2 separate regions of the Mus musculus genome follow, and region 1 is linked to region 2. The links are chromatin loops, found by intact Hi-C in ENCODE. Cell type or tissue: left cerebral cortex. All regions are shown on one strand. Each heading gives the region's core, and the rest is flanking DNA. Links, peaks and the distances in the headings are about the cores only.

Region 1 (8,335 bases), core at 127-8,126, 52 kb after region 2:
AAGAATACTACAGTCTCTCCTTCACCCAAACATTCCAGCACCGTTTTATCATGTGTGCTTGCCTATGTGGATTTTCCCCGACCCTTTGAGCAGTTTGAGACATTTTTTCTTATTTTTTTTTTCAAGTATTAGCTTTGTATTTTTCAAATGTAGAATCAGTGCATGGCTGCAATCCAGTTTCTGACAGCAGGAAATGATTCTGTGCTATGGCTAACAGGCCAGAGTGCTCATAAATGTGTACTTTATACACACTGGAGATAGACACTTTTCACAGGAGCACTGGCCACAAGCTGGTACACTGGAAGAGTACCTTGGTTCATTGAGTCAGGAACGGGGCAGGAGTCTCCCCTGAAGGTGGCCCCCCTCTCTTGCTGCTCAGTCACTTCCTGTTTGACATACAGATGCAGAGTGTGTGCATCTCATGAGTTTATAGTTGGGGAAGAGAAGCACCAGATAGCAAATGCTTTTACTATATACCATGTTTTTAGATGACATGTGCTTATAAAATTTCAATTTGTACCTTGCATTTTAAAAAGCAGGTGTTTTTAGAAATGTTTCTGAAAATGGTGAGCCTTACAAAATGGAGCTCAGCGCTTTCATGAAGACCTGCACTGGGACCGGAGAATCACCTCAGTGGTTGGGCACTGGCTGCTGCTCCGGAGGCCCTGGAGTCAGTTCCCAGCACACACATGCCCACAGTAAACTGATGCCACATAGGAATAGTGCAGGACCCTTATATTTTAAGCTCCTCTTAAGTTTCCAGTTTGATACTCTGTTCTGACGCTGAGACGATTTAGACACTTTTTAAACCTCTCAGATACGTTGTATTTCTTTTCATGTACACTGTGTTGGTAGGCACATGGTGTTTTTTGAGAGAACTCATTTTTCTTTACTACTTTCAAGTTACAAATTTACATCTCCATTGACCCTTTTACTTTCAAGTCATGGGAGCCTGGATTGTCTTCTTAGACACTGTTAGCTCGGCTGCTCCGTTCTTCACCCTCTGTCTGTCATTCTTCCCCTGGCTTCCTCTGATTAACCTGCCTTTCAGCATTACCATTTCTTGCCTCCTACACTGCTCACCCCTATGCTGTGCCCTTGTGAGTCTGTCAACTGCTCATAGATAGCACTACCTGGAATTTAGCAGATGCCTAATCCACCTGGCCAGACCTGAACTTTTTAACCTGTGGAAACTGCTCTCATGTTGGTAGCATCTAGTTAGTGCTGTGGGCATCTATTGGATCACCCTAGCCAGACTCTGGGTTTCCACCAGGCTCTGCATGAAGTGACTGGATGCACACAGTGTCGCCACCTTGATCTCTGATGGAGACCCCACCTGTGCTCACACATGGTCTGTCGTCTCTGGTGCTGACATTGCACTCCGGCAGCCGGGCTTCTCTCCAGTTTGTCTTCTGCACTACTTGAGCGAGGGTTTTAGGAAAAGAAGATGTTTGATAGTTGGGTTTTTGTTTTGTTTTTTTTTTTTAAGATTTATTTATTATTATATCTAAGTACACTGTAGCTGTGTTCAGACATACCAGAAGAGGGCATCAGATCTCATTTTGGATGGTTGTGAGCCAGGATGTGGTTCCTGGGACTTGAACTCAGGACCTTCGGAAGAGCAGTCAGTGCTCTTAGCCGCTGAGCCATCTCTCCAGCCCATCTGACAGGTTTTATAGTTGCTTCATTATTTGTGGTGGCCGCAGGTTAAACTCAGAAGTGTGTCCAGACTTTGCACCGTCCCTGTCTGCCATTATAGTCTCCTTAGCTGGAGGAGGGTGTCCTATGTTCTGACTGCTGCCTAGCCTCTCAGCACCGGCCTGGCCTGTGTGCTGTGCCTGTCTCTTCTTTTTCTTTTGTTTGCCTCAAAGCACGTCCAGGTTTTTCTAGAAAGTCACATCATTTTCTCCAGGGCCCGTGGCCCACCTGTACGTCTCTTTTTGGACTCATTCCCTAATTTGGGGGTGGGGTAAAAGTTAAGCTTTTGAGTCACTCTCCCTGTATAGCTAGGGCTGTCCTGGAAGTCTGTACACCAGGCTGACCTGGAACTCAGAGGTCCACCTGCCTCTCTGTCTTCAGCACTGGGATTATAGGCATGTGCCACTACACCTGACTAGTTTAATTGTTATGGTAGTAATTTGCTTTTGTAAGTTAATGTTTGTTTACCTGCAATTATTACCTCAGCTTTCTCATGTTATCGATGTAGGGCCAGGCTCCTTTTAAATTCTTGATCCTCCAGTCTCGACAGGTGTGCACCACTGTGCCCAGCTTGGCTTCCTGTGTTCATTTTTATTTGTCTATGCTAAAGATGATTGTGCTAGAGTGTGCATGAATGTGCATGCACATGCATGTGTGAGTCTGCAGTGTGTATGTAAAAGCCAGAGGTCTATTCAGTCATCTTTCTCTATTACTTCCCACCCTATTTGTTGAGACAGGGTCTCCTCCTGAACCTGGAGCTTGCCAATTCACCCAGACTAGCAGACCAGCAAGCCCCAGAAATCCTTTTGCTTCTGTCTCCCCAGCACTGGGACTCTAGGTGTACAGCTCCTCCTGGCTTAGTTACATTGGTGCTGGGGATTGAATTTGTACAGTTTACCTAGACCTATATGCCACATCCCGAAACCTGATTTATTCATGGGTCCTAGTGGGTGTCCATTCAGTAACTACTTGTCTTACAGCAGTAGTGTCAATGGCTGCATTGGGAAGACAGTGGTTAGTGCTTACAGCCTTCGCGTGCTCCCACAGCCCGTCTTGGAAAAACCTGTTTTTGAAGTAGCATTGGAGATTGTGGAAGAAATAAAAATAGCTCTGTATTTATACTTAAGTAGTTTTTAATACATTATCTGAGAGAGTTAGTGTCTTCTGCTGCCTTCTAGAGTTGTGTGTGTGTGTGTGTGAGTGCTTTATCCCTCTTTTTTTTTTTTTTTTTTTTTTTTTCTGAGACAGGGTTTCTCTGTGTAGCCCTGGCTGTCCTGGAACTCACTCTGTAGACCAGGCTGGCCTCGAACTCAGAAATTCACCTGCCTCTGCCTCCCAAGTGCTGGGATTAAAGGTGTGTGCCACCACGGCCGACTTTATCCCTCGTTTATAAGCAAAAATGTTTTGACTCTCAGCTTTCTCTGTGTCATTGGAGCTGAGGAGAATACAGATAATCCCTGAATAGATAATTTAACATTTGTGTGTATCTTAGATTCTTCTTCCTGCTGTTACTAATATTAGTAGTATTGTTGTATCCCAGGATTTTTTAAAATCATCTTTTAAAATTTATTTATCTTAATCTTATGTGCATTGGTGTTTTGCCTTCGTGTATGTATATGTAAGAAGGTCAGATCTTGGACTTACAGACAGTTGTGAGCTGCTATGTGGGTGTTGGGATTTGAAGCTGGGTCCTTTGGGAAGAGCAGTCAGTGCCCTTAACTGCTAAGTTACCTCTCCTGTCCCCAGCATCCCAGGATTCTTAAGTGTTGCCTTCTCCAGCTGTTAATAATGCTTGACTGTTCAGACAAGTTTGACAGGTGTCTCACCTCTCTGCAGAACAACTGATGGAAAAGCTGTGTGTGTAACAAGCAAGGCTGTTGAGTTCCTGTGGGTGCTTAGCTAGTCTGAATGCTATGTCAGACTTGTCCTTGACCTTCTTTCCCCAGTAATTATGTCTATACTTCCATGTTTCTTTTCTCTCCCCTAAATGAAACAATGAAAGGATGAGAGACAATGATGTCGTAGAAGAAGAGCATCGCAGGCCAGAGGACGCTCCTTCAGACCTCAGTGCCCCTCACTCCAGCGCCAGGCTGGAGAGCCTCGAAGGCTGTGCTGCCAAGACACCTGGGCACTCTGCAGGTGACGTGCCTGCTCCAGTGGACAGCTCCTTACTCTGTACTTTGTCCTCAGAGTCTCCTCAGGAAGCAGCTAGCAATGATGAGAATGGTAGAAAGCCTGACACCAACAGCAAGTCTGCGTCCCGGCCAGACGCTGGCACCAGCTCCCCAGAGGCCACTCCCTTAGACCAGGACATGTTCAACTCCTTCCATTTCTGGAGGACTCCTCTACCTAAAATAGATCTTGATAAAGAGCTCCAGCAGGACCCCGAGGAGAGACTCAGCCCAGAGAGAACAGGAGATGTACCTGCAGCCCCTCTACCAGGCCCTCCCAATATCACCATGGCTACCCGGAAGGAACTAGAAGAAATGATAGAAAACCTTGAGCCACACATGGATGACCCGGATGTGAAAGGTATGGAAGAGTCCATTGTACTATTTATTTAAAGGTGATTTTAAACATGCCCTTTAAGACAACATTGCTGGTCTGATTTGTGTGTCTAAGATGGCTCCTCTCTGCTGTTTGTTGTTGAATAGATGTGTTCACTCAGAAATCACCTTTTGCAGTTATTCAGTGTTTAACATTTGTAATTTTTAAGTTCTGAGTTCTGCTATATTCACTTTGCTCTGGGTCTTATTTTTAAAGAAGTGCTGTAGTCTATATGGTGGACATAGATTTCTGGGTTTTCACATGTAGGGTGTTTTAAGAGCTTTAGAGTTTTTTGTTTGTTTATGGTTTAAGAGCTTTATTGTAGAAAGGCAGGGGGAAAGAGAGAAGGTAGAAAGAGAGAGAAACCGGACGTGGTCACGTGAGAGAGGGGGGAAGGGAAAGAGAGAGAAAGAGAGTAAGAAAGGTGAGGGCTAAAGAGTGAGCTTTAGACTTTTACAAGAATAATTTCTTTTTCAAATTTGTATTTTAGAGGTGGGGGACATCACATACATGGCCCATGTCCTCCACTGTGGGCAACTGAACTGGTTGTTGAGTCCTAAAGAAAGCAGTCTTCTTACCAAGTGGACGATGCATTAAGTCCTTAGTGGGAAGTGGGGTGTTGCGAGGCTCTCCTTATTCTGCCTGCGGAGCTTAGGAACAGGGTTAGGAGCAGACGCAGTCAGATGGTGCTCAATGTTCTTAGGACTAGGCATGATGATGCACACCTCTAATCCCAGCACTCAGACCGACCTCTGGGAATTCTAGGCCAGCCTAGCCTATATAGAAAGTTCCAGGCCAGACAGGTCTACATGAGAATTTGTCTCTAAGAAAAAAACAAAACAAAAAACTTTTAAATCCTATAGCTGCAAACTTTTGCAAATCTTCAGATGTAATACCACATTCTGGATGGTTTTTACCCTTTTTGTTCCCAAAACTAAAATTTCTAAACTATCAGTTTGCTCAATTTTGAGAAATACCCATTTTTAAGCAAAAATAAAGTAAAATCTTAAGTAATTCTTTTACAACAGAAACCTTTCTTTTGGTTTCTTTGTTTGTGGGGAAGATAAGATCTCATTCTGTAGCCCAGGCTGGCCCCAGGTCTTCCTGCCCCATTGTCCTGAGAGCTAGGATTATTACAGTGTGACACGACATAAAACCAGCTAAAACCTTGTTTAAACTTTGAAAACTGTGGTCTGTGTGTTCAGTTAGCTGCCTTCTGCACTTGTTTTCATTTACTATGACTTTTAAGATTTCCTGTTGTAATTTTATACCTGAAAAGCATTAAATTTTATTACATCCTTGGTCCCTAATATTATTTTAATTTAACTGAATTTGATTTAAACTATCTCTCTGCACAGATGGGTATAATCTTGAATCCACAGGGGACAGAGAACGTGCTGTATTGTATTGTCTCTCTGAGTCTGGCTTATTCTGCACAGCATGCTTTCTAGTTGTGACCTTAATTTTGAAGATTCACTGGGGTATAGTTCCTACGAGTGGAAGCCACTGCCCTTCTGAATGAAGTTTGTGAGATGTGAGAAGTAACCCAGTGGCTAGTGACACAGCGGAGGTGGAGAACAGTTTCCTAGCCCGAGCATGGCCCCACCCTCTCTGAATCTTAGGACAGACAGCTCAGTGACACAGCAGCTCTGAGTCGATGGCGCAGCTCCTCAGCAGAGCCCTGCACTGCCTTCTCCCTTCTTCTCGCCCATCCTCAGCCCCCGATGAGAGGAAGCGAGCCATGCCCACAGCAGCTACCGTCAAGTGTTTGATGTGTTATTTCCTTTAGCTTCTTGTTTCAATCTCAATAATCAACCTCAGTTTTAGTAACTTCATCTAGCTTTAGTGACTCTCATTTTATTTTCCTTAAACTTAATTTATATGCAAAAGGCCAGCCAGTCTTTAGATCTATTCCAGGACTCTTGTACCTGTTAGTTCTCTAACACATTGTGGGCACTCAGTGAATATTAATAGAAATATTGAATGCACATTTTTTCAATAAGTAAAATGATAAACTTTTTAAGTTTCATAATGTGTGTTTTTGGAGATGGCTAGTATATTTGACTTAAAATTATACTGTAGTTAAATTTCATTATTAATATTACATGGTAACTTAACTATTTACATGCTTACATATGAATTATGCTTATAATTCAGTTATGACACCTAGAACAATTTAAATTTGTCATGTAGTGCTTTTAGATTTTATTAAAATCTGAGGACATTTTTGTTTAATCTCTGCTAAGTAACTAGTCTCCATTGTGTTACAAAATGAGTTGAACTTTTAGAAGGGCTCAATGGGGCTCTTTTTTCTTTTCTAGCGGTGCGTTATAGAGCAGGACTTGCCTTTAGTTCTCCAGAAAGCATTGGACTGTTTTAAAAGGTGCACTCTTGATCCAGGGCTAAAAGCAAAGGTCCGACCCAGGAGACCAGTGCTGTGCTGTCCTGTAAACATGGTGTCTTGACAGTAAGCCTGGGAGGAGAGGGAACGTGGCGACAGCCCTAAGGGAGCAGCTCTACACAGACCAGGTCACAGCCGATTGTCTGTAAGGCAGTACCGCGGACTTAGTTTCAGACCGCCTGTGATCATTGACGACGGTCTTTTTTTCTCCTGTGATTTTTAATAGTGAATTAACTGCTTTCACTAGACTACAATAGGGAAGGAAGGGGAATCCTTTTGCTAGCTGTGAGCACAGTAGGCTCTCAGGACAAGTTCAGCAGAAGATCCTACACAGTGAGACACAGAGATGGGAGAGATCCCCTTTGTAAGAGTGATGTGGTGGATCTGCAGAGCTGCAGTCACAGCCGGCCTGCAGCACATGGCCAGCGGCTCACGACACATGACACATGACAGGCTGGACATGCATGGATGGAAAGCAAGTCCATGGGAGACAGGGGACCTGCCTGTCAGACACGCGTGCACTCTGGGACAGTTTGTACAGTCAGCTTGGAGCACACTTCTGCTTTTGCTTTAGAAACTTGAAAGACCCCAAAGAGAGTTAAAATGATTGTCATGGTAACTACAAATTATAGCTGAAATTCTGAGAACAATGCAAATCACCAGAATGTCCCACGAGTAAACACTACTGTTTGCTTTATTTAGGTAATGATGACCCACTGAAGTAGAAGTTCCTTGAGCACAAGTCTTGAATGCGCATGGTCAGATACTTAATGCATTTAGAGAAGCCCGCCCCTACCCTCCGCCACAGCCGCCTCAAAAAGAGAACAGTCCCAGGAATGAGAGTGGGCTAGTGAACTGGGAACAGCTGTACTCAGGGGCACTCCACTGTCTCAGACTCACCACCCTTTCTAAGTCATTTGCATAGCACCTGCTTTTGATAGTTTCATACACACACACACACACACACACACGCACACACACTACTGTCTACTACCCCTTTAATCTCCCTCTGTACCCTGTCTTGCCACCTCATCTCCCAGTGGCCATACTATAAAGATGATACCCCACCTCCTTCAGCAACCAATAACAGCTGCTCAGGGGAGGTGTGGCCTCATGAGCACCCCTCTGTGTATGATGGGATGTTGGAGGGCCCCTGCTGATAGTTCACAATCACAGCAGCCATGTCCTCTCCATGCAGTTTCATGGACCCGTCCATCTCCTTTGCTTTTAACAAGCCTGCTTTGGTGCTGGGAGAATTAGCGTAGATTCAGTGTAAGGCTGAGAGGCTGCACTGACCTCTGCAGAAAGAAGCTCCACTGTCCAAGGCAGGAAACTAGACAGATGCTGTCACATATGCATAGGATGTCTTGAGCAGTAGATTTGAATTTTATGTGTGCAAGGGGAATGTTAGCTTTGGTCCCTCCCCGAAATATAAATATATTCTCTAAATTTCTCACTTATTTGGTGGGGCAGAGAATCCTCTTTCTTAGTTTGAACTTTCTGTATAAGGAAGGTCGTGCTTGGTAAGTTGTTTTGGCTTTGGGCAAGCAAGAGTGTATACTTGGGCTAGAGAGATGGCTCAGCGGTTAAGAGCACTGACTGCTCTTCCAGAGGTCCTGAGTTCAATTCCTAGCAACCACATGGTGGCTCACAGCCATCTACAAGGGGGGATCTGGCGCCCTCCAGCAG
Region 2 (8,335 bases), core at 29-8,028:
TGCAGTCTGGCATGCTAACTCTCCGGGGCTAGCTTCCACAGTGTGCCCCACTGACCCCCAGGGGAGAGCATTCACAAGGCTGGCTGCGATTGTCCCCATGTGGCATAAAAGGAGAAAACCCACACGTGTATAACTGGTAGAAAACAAAAATCCTTAAGGTTCTTGAGCGCTTGACTTTGCAAGATTGTTATGCTACCAGAGTATCCCACAGGCCAATGCTAATCCCACCATGGAGCACTTATCAAAAAGAAACAGAGTCAGACACACTAAGTACACAGTAGGAGCACCAAGGTTCTAGGCAAGGTTCCTAGGGACATGTAAAGAGACCGTGCCATCTGGCCCGCTCGCACTTTACCTGACTCAATGACCCTGATGCCAGAAGATAAAGCCTCGAGGCCAAAGGCAGGAGCCTGAGACTATAGCAAAGAGTCACCAGCAGGGATCCAGCCTAAAAACAGCCTGTGCCTTGAGCAGGAAGCCTGTCTTCCAACAAGTGACCAAGCACAAAGACTAGCCACCAAGCCTCTCCAGCAAGGAGTAAGCCCTTGCTATGCAGTAAAGACACCCTGCCACCTTCTAGGCAACTGAGGGGAAAGCTGGCAGGGTATAGATCACACTGAGGCTTCAGGGGCTGTGTGGCATCGCTTTAAAACAAAACAGGAAGCTGAGTGTCAGCTACATGCTCTACATCACCCTGAGCAGACACACCTGACCATGACAACAGGGGCCTAGGATTTCTGCTTAAAATCCTAAAAGGACCATAGGACTCATCATGGACTCTATCATCAGGCCCCGGGGGATCTCTCAAATGCAGACAGTACACCAAACCCAGGCCATGAACCGCGTTTAAAGGCCATCTTAGACATACAGCCAGCATATTTAGACAGGTAGCTAGAGATGCATGCACCCTGTCACCCTGTCACCCTGTCACATCTGGCCCAGAAAAAGGCCATCCAAGAGAAGCCCAGGAGCTTAAGGACTAGTGCCCAGGATGGACGAGCTCACTTGCTCTTTGAAATAAAATATCTTCTGACCTTGGTAACACTAAAATGTGTAGCAAGCTACCTTCAAAGCAGAGTACAGCTGATGTGGAATGATATGAATAATGTTTCAAAACTTACAGAAATTTCTTCTTTCTCTGTTACAGCATCCTCCACCCCCCCCACCCCCACCCCAGGTTCAAATTCCTATCGATAGGGCCATCATAAAGAGGCCAAAATCAAAATAAGGCACCTGCATTGCCTCTAGAAAGCCTGTGGAGATTGCTTTGTTTGTGGAGATGGGGAGAAAAAGAAGAGTTTCTCTAGTTCCCTCATCTCATCTTGGCATCTCTAGCATCATCACAGACCAGCAGGAAATGGTCTCACACACCCACACACATATACCACACATACACACCACACACACACACACCACAAACACCACACACATACACACACCACACACATACATATACACCACACAAATACACACCACATACACCACACCATACACACACACACACCACACACACACACATACACACACACCACACATACACATCACACACACCCCACACACATACACACACACATTTACACATCACACACACACATATACACATCATACACACACCCCACACACATACACACACACATTTACACATCACACACACACATATACACATCATACACACACCACACACACACCACACACACACACACACCACACACACACATACACACCACACACACCACACACATACACACATACATATACACATCACACACACACATATACACATCATACACACCACACACACACACACACACCACACACACACCACACACACACACACCATCAGAGACCATTCAGTACCAGTTCTCTGCCTTCGAAGAGAAGGGAATGAATGATATGTCCAGTCTACAGTTAAACCACTCATTTGGCTCTCCCACACCCTGGGGCAGAAGACAGGCCAGACCTCCTGACTCCTGGTTCTGAGTCCTTGCCACACTCGTCACTGTCCCAATAGGACACTGAAACTAAAAATTAAAGGTGATGTCATTGAGACTGTGCCTGGGCACCTAGGTGGACTGCAAAGGAGGAGATGCAAGTCACCTCCTAGAGCCAAAAATGTTTCCTGTTTCAACGTTCCCCATGGCTAACTGTTACATGCCCCTCGCACCAACACTTCCTCTTCTTTGGGGCCTGCTATTCCTTTGAAATCTTCAAAGGCCTTTCTCCCGTGGGATTCCTAGGTCTGGACTACTGGACAGCCCCGCAGATATGAAGCTTGCTACTCTGACACCGAAAGTTCTAAGGAGAAAGAACTCCAAGAGCAGCATCCTGCCCGGCCTCCTGGGTGAGAAGCCCCTGGGGAGGCCTTGCTTGACACTGAAGGGGAAGAAAAGGCCCTTGCCAGAAGCCCTGGGATTCTCCACCAACCACTAGCTAAGGGGAAGTGCCAAGGGCAGTGTGAGGATCCGACTTCCATCAAAGGATTCGGCGGGGCCCAGGTGAAACCACAAGTCCCTGGTGCACCAGATCCTAATCCACAACATCGCCTGTATTCACCTCCATAACCATCCTGATTAGCATTTCTTTGAGGAGAATGAATGCGGCCCTACTCTTTTATTTAGGAAATACTTTTCCTTGCAGTGCCAGATTTGCCAACTTCAAGGGCAGGGCGGTATGCCCAGTGATAATGCCAAAGACTACAGAAGACTGCAGAGAACATGGCTTATAACATTAGCTCTTATTTGGGAAGACTTCGGGAATTTGTTGTGGGTAGCCCCAAGGAAATGACCCCCAAACACTGAATCCCTGGGGGGGGGCAGATTTCAAGGGACAGCGCAGTGTGCCGGAGTTTGTCAGTCTGGCCCTCCAGTCTCGGAGTTTGGATGTTGTTTCTTTCTTTGTTTCTGACTGCTTTTATATTTCTTGGGACTAAGACTCGTTTTGGAAGAGGAAGGGTGTTGGGGGCGGGTGTTTCTCATCCTGCTTCATTTTCATCCACTGCACGGAAAGTGTGCTGAACACACAGTTCATACAGAGTTTGCTCTTAATACTTCGCAGTCGGGCCAAAACCCCGGTACTCCCTCCCTTGCTTGGAAGGATTGGTTTGTTGGTTTGTTTTCGGAGAGAATAAAGAAATTGCCATCACTACTCCCTACCTACCCCCGCAGGAGGCAGAGGAAAACCTAACTTAAACACTCCTCCGGGAGGGAGCCACCAGTGGCAGAGGCAAGAGTCCTAGGGGCCCAGGGGCTGCATGACCCGCTGTCCTCTGGTCCTCAACAATCCCCCCCACCTCCCACCCCTCCACCCCGCCCTGCCCGACCCGCAGCCTGGCGAGCCCCAAGGTTGCCAGATACCCGGCCGCAGATGCAGCGATCCGGGGCGCTCGGGAGAATCTGGTGGCGGGCGGAGGCGGCTGGTGCCGGGCGCGGGATGGAGCGCGCGGGACATGGGGAAGCGCACGGGAGGCGGGCAGCGCAGAGACAATGGCGCACAGAAGCCGGGATCCCCCGTAGGATGGCTCCAGGACTTACCCCGAGAAGACACACTTTGAGCTCCCGTATCGCCATCATGTGCTCTGGGTCGGGCCCGGCCGGGGCTCAGCAGCATCGTCCGGGCCACACCGCGCCCAGCCTGCGTCCTGCTGTCTCCCAGGACTCTCGCCGGCCGCGGGGCGGAACCGCCAAGGCGGCTATTTCTGGGCCTCGGCCTCCGCTGTCGGTCACGTGCTGCCGGCCGGCTCCTCCCGTCACGTCTAGTCTAGCCTGGCCGCCGGGCTTCGGCTCCGCCCGGGCCCCGGTCCGCTTCGGCCTCCAGTGACCACCCAACATCTGACTTGTGGGCAAATCATCCCCTTCCGTGATCAGCTCTGAGCCCGGTCGGGCACCACTTGCCCTGGACACACGACCCGTCGCGTCATAAAGAGCCATTGGAACAGTTTATGCTGTTGGCTGTGGTCCCAAGGAAGCACTTCAAAGTCTCTGGGTAGTCCCACCATAAAGTGACTCTGACCTCCAGATGCAAGAAACATCAGCGAGAAACCGGGATGAGGGGAGGAAAGGGTTAACTTGTCCCTTCTAATACCCAGGCTTCAAATCGCTTCCTCCCAACACTTCACTTTACTCTGCATGCATTCTTTTCTGTATGCAGCAAAGGATGACTCAAGGATGATTCGAGAAGCAGTCAGGTGTTTTGGCTTCCAAAACTGGAGCACCAGGGCCTGGGAAAAGAGAGGTGCACTCTGTAGAGGAAGCCCCCTTTCTCCATGTAGAAAAACGCTACAGCTATGTGGGCAGGAGCCCAGCCACAACTGGGGGGCTGGCAACCCTTCTGCAAACTCCTCTACTAGGAAACTGAGGCTACGTGCAGCGTCACACAGAGGGGCCATGGCCTCTGGTCTTTGTATGGTCCGTTGTTCCTCCAAGCCTCTGGGATGACTTCATTTGTTGCTGTGTAGAAATGACAGCTCTTTAAGAATAATCTAAATTTACTGGTACTACTAATTGTATGCATATGTTTTAAACAGCAACACTGGACGTGGCTCTGTTGGGAGAGTGCTTGCCCAGCATGCCTGATAACTGTTAGAAGGATTGATCCAGGCAACCTGGAAATAAAACAGAAGCCCTTTAATGAGAACAGTGAAGAGCAGTTCTCATTACCTGGCTTTCTTGCCAGGCAGGTGTTCTTATCAGTATGCTGAGTCTGGAGTTCTCACCAGAAGAGGGCATCAGATCTCATTACAGGTGGTTGTGAGCCACCATGTGCTCACATGTGGTTGCTGGGATTTGAACTCAGGACCTTCAGAAGAGCAATCGGTGCTCTTCACCGCTGAGCCATCTCTCCTGCCTGAAAGCCAGTTTTAAGAAGTGTTTAAAGGTTTGAAGTATATGGACGTCTGGTCTGCATGTACATCTGCACATCAGAAGAGGGCATTGGTGAGCTACATTTGTGAGCTGCCATGTGGGAGGTTGGAGTACGGGACCTGGGCTCTGAACTCAGCATCTCTGGAAAATCAGCCAGTGCTCTTAACTGCAGAGCCATGTCTCCAGGCACCCAAAGCAAGTTTTGACAAAGCATTCTGCAGCCTCAGTTCTCTGGCCTCTCTCATAACTTGTCCCATCTGATCAATGGCTCCTGCCATTTTTTCCCCCTGTGGTTATCTGGCAGGCCAGATAGAAGCTACTCAGGCCCAAAGTGGCCTCTCAGGGTGGGAAATTCCAAAGCAAGGTCCACAGAAGGAACTCTAGAACTCTGGAGTCAAAACAGGTCCCAGAACAAACTTGCAATCAATTAAATTACCCAGAGTAACAGGAACTTTGTGTCAAAGTACAGGTTCATAGAAGTCTGCTTGTCCAGACTGAATTGATCAAAAAGTAGTCATGTGGACACAGGTCTTATTCAAGATCTCTTTTGTGTCAGTATCTCTCCTTGATTCAGCATCCAAGGACAGCCAGCTCTGTGTGGGCAGACTGAAGACAGGCTACCCGACATTGCCTAGTCCCCACACAATACCGCCTCTATGCTCGGGTTTGCTTAGCTGACAACTGTTAGACACAGTTGCAGACACCTTGGCCAAACCTCTTCCTGCCTTCCCTGGTACCTACGGGCTCCGTAACAAGTAGGATCTGACCCTCTGTACTCAAGGGTGCCCCTTGTAAAGCTGAGGTATGTTTTCCTTTTATTACTTCCTGTGGACTGAGGGTGACTCATGGAACTGCAGGGCATGCTGACGAGCGTGGACTCTGCCCAGAAGGACAAGCACAGACAAAATGACCACCTGTCCCCTTCATCTTTCCAGCACTTCTCTCCTTCTCTTCTCCACTACTCTGAGTGTCTAAGATGCACTAAGATGTGGTTTTTAGACTCCCCTAACAGGTCCCCTGCCCAAGCTGGGGGGCCTCATTGAGAATTATTCCAACCTGTTGGTCTTCTCAACTCATGAACCCACTAAAAACATCCTCTTTCCTAACTCACTGTAGTCAAGTTTCTTGCGGGTGGGGAGTATGGCTTGAAATTTGTTTGTTTGTTTGTTTGTTTGCTTGCTTGCTTGTGGCTGCTGCTGTTTGTTTGGGAGACAGAATCTTGAGGAGCCCAGGCTGACCTCAGACTCACTGTGTAGCTGAGGCCGGCCTCAAGCTCTCCACGAGATTTTGCCTCATCTCCTCAGGTACTGGGATGACAGCACGTGCCACCACACCTGGCTTCCTTGTGGTAAAGTCTTGCTTTCTGCCTCGTGTGGCAACACTAGTCTTGTCAGCCAGACATGTTCATGGGTTTATTCTCTTCCTCACCGGGTTCTCCTCCTGGACACTTTGATATGGCCTCGTAAAAAAACAGAGATCCACCGGGCGTGGTGGCGCACGCCTTTAATCCCAGCACTCGGGAGGCAGAGGCAGGCGGATTTCTGAGTTCGAGGCCAGCCTGGTCTACAGAGTGAGTTCCAGGACAGCCAGGGCTACACAGAGAAACCCTGTCTCGAAAAACCAAAAAAAAAAAAAAAAAAAAAAAAGAAAAACCCAAAAACAAAAAACAAAAAAACCAGAAATCCCTGAGATTAAGCCAAGGACATGCGTAAAGTTGAACCCAGAAGGAGGACAGATGACTGAGAGGAAATAGTTTAGGAATGTCTTAGGAATGACAGATGCTAAGTAGCTTCCAGGTTTTTGTGCTCTGTTTACTTTATGACAGGTTCGTGTTTTGTCACTGAGGCACTCAGACCTTGTAAAAACAAGTTTGTTTAGCTAGCAGATTGAAAAGCTTTAACGTCAAGCTGGGCGGTAGTAGACTAATCCTTAATCCCAGATCTCTACTCAGGAGGCGGAGGCAGGAGGACCAGCCTGGTCTACAGAGTGAGTTCCAGGACAGCCAGGACTACACAGAGAAACTCTGTCTTGGGAGAACAAAACAAAGCAGCTGAAAGTTCAAAGTGGACAGTTTAGGCCCAGACCCGACTGACTGTCTCTTCCAGCACCTTGCTAGGGCAAGAGTGCTTGTGCGAACAGCTCTTAGCTCAAAAAGCCAACAGGCAACTCAGTGGTCAGTTTCATTCCTACAATAACCCACTGAAGCAAGACTGAAGAAAGACAAAGAGTGACTGCTCTCAGAGGACCTAGGAGGGATGCCTGCTGTGGTAAATCTACACCCAAATATGCCCCGGCAATGAAAACATGACTCCATTAATATGAAGACATGCTGTGCGCCTAGATTGGGCAGATCTACCACTACACTATCATCTTCCACATCTATGAGACCCCTTAGAACTTGGGGTTTCTCCAGGCCATGTGCTTCTGCTCTGCTTTTCTTCTTCCTCCTCCTCCTCTGCGTCCTCTCCCTCTTCCATTTTTCTCCTTCTTCTCTCCCCACCTTCCTCTCCACACTCCCTTTTATCAGCTCTCCTTTATTTTACAAATTAAGATGGGTAGCAGGTTTACAGGAAATCAGTGCTGAAATGAGTGCTGACTCATTCCTAGTTCACAGCCACTCACTGGAGAAAGGAATTAATATCAAATGTAATTAGCCCCAAGGCTATCCACAACAGAGGCCTTTACCCCCTTGTAAGTCAGTCTTCCAATAATCTAAGAACTTCCCACCAGACCCTACCCCTTAAAGTTCCACTGTCTACAAGCATCATCACAATAAAACTCTCCTAACACAGCACAGATCTGAAAAAGTTCTGATATAATTTAAGCAGGGATTAAAAAAAAAAGCAGTAGTATTTTAGTTAGGGTTTTGTTGAAGATTGGTTCTAATGCTTTGATTCAATTGGGAATGTGTGTGTCCAAATGCTAAAGGTCCTTTTCCCCAGTTGGTTTTTTGATTGATTAATAAAGAAGCCAGAGGCCAGTGGTTGGGTAAAGGGAGATGGGGCAGGACCCTTAGAGTTGCATGGGCTAGGACACAGTGGGGAGGAGACAGAGGCTAACCATGATTCAGTGGGAGACACAAGAGATTTAGAGCTGCAGGAGAGAGAGCCAAGGAGCTATGTAAGAATTCAGGTAAGGGGCCACTAGCCACTTCTCTGATTGGGCCTGGGGTAGCAGGGAAGGTTTAGGAGTGCCCAGCCTTTGAGGTAGTCAAAACATTTTAAAATTGGTGTATGTGTGTCTGTCTGTCTGTCTGTCTTCCATTCAAGAATCCAAAGAGTTCCTGGGCTGAAAGCACGTGACCTGCCACACATAAAACAGAGTAGCTAAAACTCCTGCTATGGGGTTTCATTGCTGTGAAGAGATATCATGACCATAGCAACTCTTATAAAGGGCAACATTTAATTGGGGCTGGCTTACAGTTTTAGCTGTTTAGTCCATTATCATCATGGCATGGCAGCATCCAGGCACACAGG

The links. A loop is a pair of places that touch in the nucleus more often than their neighbours do. Peaks named below come from ENCODE experiments on the same cell type or tissue, not always from the same donor. Only the 100,000 strongest peaks of a DNase experiment are listed, where the experiment ranks them.
Region 1: a loop joins it to region 2, with 6 times the contacts of the local background. A loop is called at or near these places in 2 of 42 quality-filtered maps.

Annotation. Positions count from the first base shown.
Region 1 is chr17:65,820,560-65,828,894 of GRCm38, forward strand. Ppp4r1 (protein phosphatase 4, regulatory subunit 1) reads left to right here. Exons shown (of 20, transcript NM_001114131.1): 11 at 3,701-4,230. Among named protein-coding and RNA genes, the nearest start is that of Ppp4r1, 41 kb to the left of the region's middle. In left cerebral cortex, for the core only: a CTCF peak has its summit at 1,526 (motif pointing right); no DNase peak of the experiment used is centred there.
Region 2 is chr17:65,768,976-65,777,310 of GRCm38, forward strand. It overlaps Rab31 (RAB31, member RAS oncogene family), which reads right to left and starts at 3,777. Exons shown (of 7, transcript NM_133685.2): 1 at 3,531-3,777. The coding sequence starts at 3,569. In left cerebral cortex, for the core only: a CTCF peak has its summit at 4,894 (motif pointing right); DNase peaks (open chromatin) are centred at 368, 2,329, 2,705, 3,016 and 4 more places; H3K4me3 peaks cover 2,283 bases; H3K27ac peaks cover 3,437 bases.